Linked DNA regions of Homo sapiens: region 2 is linked to region 1. A link is a loop called in an ENCODE intact Hi-C map of the cell type or tissue named here. Cell type or tissue: heart left ventricle. All regions are shown on one strand. Links, peaks and the distances in the headings refer to the core of each region. The heading gives the core; the rest is flanking DNA.

Region 1 (4,393 bases), core at 213-4,212:
GGAAGGGCAGTGGAGGCAGGTAGCTCTGCCTCTTTGGCACTGACAAACCAACCTCAGTTTGCCCTCCAGGTCCACCGTTAATTCCCTAAGCGATGGGGTGAAAGCCTGCACCGGGAGGTTTGCGTCTCCCATGCCAAGTGAGAATAATAATTCTTCCCTCACACGATGAAGGGTACCTGCTGCTTGTGTGTGCTCCTTCTCTTGGGAGGGAGGCTTGCCACATAAACACAAGGCTTCATTTGTAAAATCTGGAACACACATTAACCCCATCACAATACCACCTTTGGACAACCTGTTCAATTCTTTTCACCCACACTCAAGACCTATATGGTGTGTCAGTGACAAAGGGACTGGTTGCCAATGCAAAACCCACCTATAGAAAGCCACCTTGTTGTTCCTCTTTGGGGAGGAGAGCTGAGCTCCCCCACCCCCCTTCTCCCATTGTTGAAGACCACCCAGTGACACTTGCTGGCAAGCTGCCACAGTCCAGACAGGCAAAGCCAGGCCTAACTTCCCAGCCTCCAGCTCTGCAACAGAAGCCTATAGAATGAAAAGCACCTGACTGTGGGGCCTTCGCAGATGGCAGACCACAAAAACTCTGAAGGCAGGGTTGCAGGTGATTATTTCAGAAGTCTGTACATTGGATGATCCATTAGACTCTTGGCTATAATACAGCAGATTCATATATAACTTGTTCACTACAAAACATCCATTCATAATGACAGAGGTAAACAGCTGTGAATTTCCATGACTTGATGTGGTCTCACTTGCAAAAGAGGGCACTGTGTTGACTGACTGCATTTTTAAGTCTCTCTCACTTGGGCACAGCTATGTAAGAGGGAAGAGCTCCCCTCACACCACTATGAAATGATAGTCACAAGACCGAAAACAGAAAGACAGAGCAGCCTCTGCTTTCACAGAAAAACGAATAAACCCAGAACTCCCCAATTTTCCTCTCCAATTAACTGTGACCCACACCTAATAAACCTGCTAGGATTGTAATATTAGGTGAGCTCAGACTAGTAAAGGCACTTGGCTGGGAGTAATCTGGAAAAATACTGGCAGAGCCAGGGAAGGTGGGGGAGGGCTCTCTTCCGAAGTCCAGTTCCAACGTAGACTTGGTGGCGGGGGCTCCAAGGCCTCCACGGCCAGCCGGTTCCACAGGCTCCGCTTTCCTCACCTGTAGCTCCCATCCTGTGTGCTATCTTCCTCTTAGCAGTCAAGGAAGTTTCTGGGCAACTTGAGAGCCCGGCAACTTTCACGTCCTTAAAATAAATGTCTCCTCACTTGGTACTGTGGGAATGATTTCAGAGCCACAGACGGTAAAACAAATGGCAAATGGAATTGAAAGGTAAAAAGCTGAATTCAGGCATGTATTTCTAGGATTCTCAGCTAAAATCTCATGTAGATGAAAATTTTTACAAAAACACACACTTCTCCTTTTCTCCCCGAAAGCCACTCAATAATTGGTTTTAGGAACTTAAGACCCAGATTTCTGCGTTTTTGCACAGTTAATGCTGATACCAGGTTTTAACTTTCCAAAAAGTATTTTAAAAAAAAACTATGCTGAACATGAAATGTTGTGTCTCAAGCATACTTAGGCCTACCATTCACTGAGGAAAATGAGTTTTAGGGAAGAAAATAATGAACAACACATACAAGGAGAGATAAAAGAACACTTTGGTACTATTGGTCCCATCTCTGCTTTTAAGACTTTGCCTGAGATTGCAACTCCTCTCTCTCTCAAGAAGTCCTCTCCCTCTCCCATCTCCCATCTCTCTTTCTTTTTTTTTTTTGAGATAGGGTCTCACTCTGTCACCCAGGCTGGAGTGCAGTGGCACCATCTCAGCTCACTGCAACTTCAACCTCCTGGGCTCAAGGGATCCTCCTGCCTCAGCCTCCCAGGGAGCTGGGATTACAGGCGCATGCCACCACGCCTGGCTAATTTTTGTTTGTTTGTTTGTTTGTTTGTAGAGACAGAGTTTTGCCATGTTGCCCAGGCTGGCCTGGAACTCCTGGGTTCAAGCAGTCTTCCCACCTTGGCCTCCCAAAGTGTTGCGATTACAGGCATGAGCCACTCTGCCAGGCCAAGAAGTCTTTCTTAACGGACCCATTCCAAGCACTTCAACCCTAGAGTTTGCATGGCAGTGCTCTGCGTTTCCCTTCAGGCCAGTAATAGGATTCTGGATGGCGCATGGGCTCTGGTATTAATTCCTGCCAGCCCACACCTGATGCCAGGCACACAGCAAGCATTGTTGAAAGGATGAAGGCGCCAACCTCCACCTACTTCACCACCTTCATCTTGTCCAATACTGTCCAAACTCACTTTGGAGAAGAATAAACATTCTTTGCTCTACTTTCCACTGCTCAGCTTCGGGTAATTTTTCTTCAACCCTACCCACCCTACCCATATTATGCACTTTCCTTTTGCTAACCAGCAGAACGGGTTGAGACTTTCCTCAACATTTTCTCTGGCAACTGAATTAGGTTAACTGTGTCTTTCTGCTCTGATTTCCTCTTACTGCCCAATAATCCTGTCCCAAACATCAAAGGCCTTCTTTGAAGAGAAGGCCAAATTCACTATTAGGAAAAGAGAAATTATTTCCTAACTTTATTTCAGAAGATGGGAAGAATCACAATCCCGCTGATTTTTGTGAGATAAACATTGCCCAGTACATCAGACCACAAGGCATTTGCTGTGATACCACTGACAGAGACATAAACACATGGCTTTCCTCACCCAAACCTACGCGGGACTTTTTCACAGCAAGCTTGGACTCCAAATCCCATAGTAAACGGTTTGTATCTAACATGTCTGACAGAGCTTGCCACAGAGCAAGGGGGTTCACATAGCCATCACAGGCTTTGACTAAAAGAGCATATGAACCGAGCTAGAACTAACCTGAAGTTTAGTCCAGATTCCACTCAAAGTTGGACTCCCAATACTTGAGGATGAGAAAAACTATCTCTAAGTGGTAACACAAAACATGAACAAATGGCTGACCTAATAGGCCAGAGCTATCAGACTGAAGAGAAAACCTCACCCACTTCTTCTACTTTCGAGCTGCTACCCTCAGACGGTATAAATGTCGACAAGACTTCATGGGTCATGGGTTCCAGGAAGCTTGTTCTGAAACTGAGGAAAAAGAGAATTATCTCATCTTTTGAACAAAATAAACAGTTCTGAAGTATTTGCTTTTTACAAGGTGCATTGATATAAACCATAGTAAGTCCTTATCAATACATTTTATAAATAAGAAAACAGTAGAAAAGCGATTTTTCTAAGACCATAGGCCTCCCGAAATGTCCAGTTTCCTGGCTCCCTGCTGAAATGAACAACGGATTAAGAACAATGATTGTACTTTACAAAACCATTACCTTTATGTTCAGCAGTCCATTTTCATCAATAGTCATCAACTATTTCTTAAGAACACATTATAAACAGGCCTCATATAAAATCAGTCAGGCTTACATGGAAGGGATTTGGGGTGATAATACAGAGGGCAAGGAATGAACTCAGCAAAAACCAAGGGTCAGCTGCTAGATTGGAGAAGGTGGCTCCTACTGAAGTAATACTATCATGAGGTAGGACAGAGCTACACAGCAGAGCTTTAAGAAATTAGGGTTTTAAACCTAGGTTGTTTTAAAGCTGGGTGGTGACTTGATTATAGGACTCATGGAGAATGGGTGGGATGGTCACAGGTTGGCACTGGGGGCCCAGCCACGTGCCAGCAACAATTGTCAAGGGCATCAACAAGTCTGGTGGTGGCAGGAATGAAAAAGATGGTGGAGTAATAAAAGGAAGGGCAGGAAAGAGCAGGCAAACTTGGGGAAGGTGTCTAACTGGGTGGCAGTAGAGATGTAGGAATAGATTAGTTCAGTGGTTTGAGTCAGTGTGAATGGAGTTCACAGGCAGAGCTTAGATTCCAACCCCAGTTTCCTAACCCTCCTAAAGGCAGTGCCATTTGAGATGGATCCTCTAAACCTTCCTTCCTGCATTCCACCTCCTCTTCTCTATCCGTTACCAACCCTGAGGGCTCCAAAGAAGCAAAACCTTCTTTAGGCAAGCTTTTCATAAACACGGGTTTATAGATTAAAAACAAACACCCTCTCCCATCCCACCCCCTAACCCCAAATATTTGAGTCAACCTCATAAATTATGAAAATGTTACATGTTAAGGCTCCATGTGGGAGCACACTTAGGATTTGGGTCTTTCCAACCAACAGCAAAGTAGTTGGCTACATCTGTTCTCTGAGTCTTTAGTCAAAAATGTAGAGACACTTCAGGGCTGTCTGATGACAAAAGTTCATACTCTTATCACAACTATGTCAAAAGTATGCATGCACATGATGAGCAACACAAGTCCATAGGATTGTGGATAATTTAAAAAAC
Region 2 (4,393 bases), core at 245-4,244, 65 kb before region 1:
GAAAGCCTGGCCCAGCAGCCCAGCCTGAGACCCTAGGAGGGAGGAGGCCCCCCAAGGCAGCCCAGCCACTCCCTCCTGGGTGTCCCATACCTGCCGCCCACACCCAAGAATGCGCTACCTGCTGAAGCTCGCCTGGGCAGTGCTGCTGGGGCTTCATGCCCGGGTAGCCCACTGCAGCCGAGGGGCAGCCCCTATTCATGTGGATCCCATTAGCACAGGCCCGTCCACTGATGCCACTGAGGTAGGGCTGTCCACTGGCCTGGTGGCCTGGGAGTCCTCCCAATGGCACCATAGTATACGGGCAGGAGGGTGGAAGGGCACTTCGAGGAAAACCCAGGTCTGTTGTATGTTCTGGAAGGACAGAAAAATAAAGGTGTGCTTAGGCCAAGGTAGCCCGGGATGGGTTGGAAAAGCCCCACAAGGATCTCAGGAGGCTCCTGGCCACAGAGGGTTGAAGGACGTAGGCAGGGAGTTGACAGTGCCCAAGCGATGGAGAACATTTTCTCCTAGAGTCTCCTTTGTGTCGCCCATTTCTACCTGACACCTAGACTCTTCTGCAGGGAGAAGGGTGGGGAGATACAGGGTCCAGGGCTTGGGGGCAGGAGGCGGTGAGTGAAAAGAAGAACAATATTTAGAGGAGGTAAGCTGACCAGATGTTTTGCCATCTGAAGCAGAAATTAGTGACTAAAAGTCAGATTCCAGGATAGAGGGGAAAGCTGAAGGCAGCTCCGCACCCAGGGAAGAGGCAGGATGGACTGTAAGTAGGAATGTGAGGTCAGAGGAGCAGCTTCGGACACTTCAGAAGATGGCACAACATAGGTCCCGAGCTCCAAAGGTGCAGAGAAGACAGCCCAACTTTCCCTCCTTCCTCCTCCCCAAGCCGAGGTCTGTGAGCTGGGGGAGGGGCCCAGTCGTTGGGTGTTCTCTGACCTCCGAGACCTTTGGGGGACTTGGGCTTGAGCTTTCCATGGACACAGACCTAGGCAGAGGCCTCCTTAGTGGAGCCCCCATTTCCCACCCAGGATCCTCCCACTGAAAGCGTCACTCACTCACTTTGCTTAGACCAGGCCCTCCACAAGCAGAAGGGGATGAAGGTGACGATGATGAGAACGATGGAGCCCAGGACGACCCCGACAATCAGATAGGGCAGGTCGCTGGAGCGAGCCACCATGGCCCCAGTGCCCACCGGCCGCTCTATGGTTTCAGGAAGGGGCGGCTGTGGTGGGGCCAGAGTTGGGGGTGGCAGTCGACCAGGCTGGCCAGAAGACTTCCGAGCTGTAATTGTGGACAAAACTCACTTCAGCATATGTTTCTTTGATATTTCCTTCACAACAAATAGAAAAAAAAATACCCCCATTCCATGGGTTTGGGAAATGGGGTCAGACTCACTAGATTGGGCCTCAAAATCTCTTATTTGAATGGTGTCCACACTCAGCATGAAATTGGAATCTAATGTGAAATCTGGTGTTGTGGCGGAGACCTGAGCCTTATATTTCAAAGCAGAGCGAGATGTCTGTGAGCCATGCACTAGAGTTGGACTGGGTCCTTCCGGCAGAAGCGGTGTAGTGCTTTTGGGAAGAACTGGTGAACTTTTGGAAGAAAATATTTAAAATGCAGGAGCCAGAAAAAGAATTGGGAATGGAAGAATTTACCGACACCCAAGAGCGTGCTACCTGCTGGTGGACTGAGACGTGAAGCACTAGGTATTAGCATGGATCACAGCAGGGGGACAGGTGTTCCCGGACTCACGAGGACACACAGTACATGTGAGATGCCAATTCAGAGGTGGAGTCAAGGCCATCAGCTCCTCACTTTAGCTTTGCTGTTAGGAGGTGCATCTGACCCTGCTGGCCCTCGTGGCCATCTTCTCCCCCGGCTTTCGGACTCTGTCCCCTAATGTCCCCCACCTCTCTGCTGCTCTGTATGCCTCTCCTTTCCTCTCTGTGCCGTCTGCCTCCACAGACACTGGGAGGCCTTCCTGGTTCCTCCCGTCTGTACTCTCTGTATATTCTCACCTAGTCCCGTGACTTCTACCTATATCCTAAAGAGCCGCAAACCAATCTCCCCACCCGGACCCCCTGCACGGGGCAGGAGCTCTGCTCCTTATCAAGACACTTCATTTCAATGTCTCCAAAGAGTCAAAGACTCAGTAAGCCTCCAAGTGGTTTTACCTTGTTCCTTTCTCATGAAATCTGTCTTCTTGCCGTTGCCATTTCAATAAGTGGCAACATCACCTGTGCAGTACTTCCAGCTGGAAACCTTGAAGTTTATTTTTAACTTCTTTCACTCTCTCCCAGCCCTAGCATGCAAGCTGACCCTGGTCCCGCCCACACCTCCTTAGAAAAGAGACTCAAACCCATCCCTTCTCTTTACCTTTACTTTAGAGCCCCAGTTCTCAACCCTCAGCCCATTCCCTGCACAGTCACCAGTGACCCATCTCAGCAGACAAATCCACTGACAGCCCTCCTCCACCTCACAGCCTCCAGTGGCTCCAGCTCTCCCTGGCTGCACCGGCTCATCTCACACCATCCTCAGTGGCCTCTTTCCTAGGCATTCACTCCCATAACCTCCTTCCCGGTGCCTGACACCCCAACCATCTGGAGCTATGTCCAGCCTTGTCCTCCAGGCCACTCCCTCCTCATCCTAGCCTAAGACTCGGTCCTTCCAGAAGACCAGTGTGAAGGCTTTATGAAGTCTCTTCCTCCCTCTGGGCACTCCCTGCACCAGGTGATCCAGGATTCTGGGCTGTGCATGTATCTGCCCTCCCTCTGGTGTGCATGATGGAAGAGGGCAGGGAGAGACACAGAGGCACTCAGGGAGGATCTGCTGAACAACTGAAAGCCAGTGAAGCAGGAGAGAGAATGCCATTGCCTTGATGAGAGAAAAATGTGTTGTTCTGTCTCTATTCCTATTCCTTTGTGATCTTCTCCTGATTATGTTCTTTGCAATACAACTGCTTTATCTCACTTTCAGTATCTGCAAAACGGAGATAATGCTATCTCCCCATCTGACCAATGTGCAAATATTAACAAGTTATTATGTGACTATGTTTAACATGTTTTAAGTGCAACAGAAAGGGGCTGGTCTTGTAGTTAAGACAATCCTGGCCCAAAGCATGCTCTACCCCTAACCGGCTGCATGGCCTTGGCTGCAGTATACAGCTTCCTCATGCCCACTTCCTTTCCCATCTCATGGGATTGTAGTTCAGTTAAATAAACCAACCCATGTAAGCACCAAATATCATTGCAGGAATAAAGTATTTATAGGAAGTTCCCAACTTAAGAATGAGGTCTATCCCCTGATTTCATGGATGAGTTAATTATCAAGTTCCTTGAAGGTGTCATCATGGTCTATTTAGTATTAGGCACAGACAAATGAGTAGAGAGTGAAACATGACCAAGTCTGAGGGTATTTGGAAAACAAAGAGTCTTCCTGGGAAAGAGGCCCAGCACCGCACAGGCACAGGGAATGGTGACTCTGCCTTCCCTCGCTGGAAACACCAAGACAGGAGAGAGAACCCAAAGAGCTTCACCTTTGGTCTCACAGATCATCACGTTGCTGAACTCGCTCTCCCCTCCTTCATTGAAGCACTGCATCTTAATGTCGTAGGAGGTCTCTGGCTGCAGGTGGCTGATGGAGTGCCAGTACTTGTCCCCTGGGAAACAGAGTCAGAGAATGGTGCATGGCAATGTGTATATGGTTTTCTTGATCCCAATCTCATAGTCAGACTCAGCTGGGGCAGTGTGTGGGGGAGGATGCCACTGACTGGCACAGGGGCGGCGTGTGGAGGAACGCTGGAGGAAATGTTCTAGGTGTCCACCCAGGTTGTCCCATCATCACATGGGTTCATGAAGTTGACAGCTTCAAGGGTATTATGAATGAGTCAATGACACGGAGCTTAGAGCTTCGTGTCACACCAGATGCAGGTTTATGCTTCACCAGATTTCACCAATACCTTGTCCCCCATGCCAGCGGAGGAAACTATATCACGCAGAAGCTATAAACACAGAACTGTGTCTCACCTTCCACCATATCCTTCTTGTAGTCACTATCATTGTCACTGTCTGTGGGTCGATAATAGATATAAAAGCCATGGATTGGGGTGTTGTTGTTACTTGCTGGGATGTACTATAGGGAATGGAGAAGAAACAAGTTGACAATGGGCAGAGAAAACATCATCAAAGCAAAACCACTGGTGTATGAAGGTTCTACCCCAGTCCAGAGTTTGAATTTCACTTGGGACCCCTGGCAAAGATTTCTAATGATATCCCTGAGGTTCTCTGAAAAATGTTGTAAAGATTACTCATTATTTTATTTAGCCTAGAGGTCCCTAAGCTTTTGAAGAGAAGAAACAAATTGCCATTTCTCCAAAGACTTCAATTGCTTCTGATCT

Evidence for each region. A loop is a pair of places that touch in the nucleus more often than their neighbours do. Peaks named below come from ENCODE experiments on the same cell type or tissue, not always from the same donor. Only the 100,000 strongest peaks of a DNase experiment are listed, where the experiment ranks them.
Region 2: it touches region 1 in a loop (2.6-fold over the local background); 30 of 110 quality-filtered maps call a loop at or near these places.

The regions. Positions count from the first base shown.
Region 1 is chr3:113,214,930-113,219,322 of GRCh38, reverse strand. It overlaps BOC (BOC cell adhesion associated, oncogene regulated), which reads right to left. Exons shown (of 20, transcript NM_001378074.1): 2 at 3,049-3,136. LOC124909486 reads left to right here and starts at 3,693. Exons shown (of 2, transcript XM_047449436.1): 1 at 3,693-3,791. The coding sequence starts at 3,693. In heart left ventricle, for the core only: no CTCF peak of the experiment used is centred there; no DNase peak of the experiment used is centred there; H3K27me3 peaks cover 502 bases.
Region 2 is chr3:113,280,293-113,284,685 of GRCh38, reverse strand. BOC (BOC cell adhesion associated, oncogene regulated) reads right to left here. Exons shown (of 20, transcript NM_001378074.1): 14 at 4,023-4,128; 15 at 3,533-3,655; 16 at 1,054-1,275; 17 at 119-351. Among named protein-coding and RNA genes, the nearest start is that of BOC, 71 kb to the right of the region's middle. In heart left ventricle, for the core only: no CTCF peak of the experiment used is centred there; no DNase peak of the experiment used is centred there.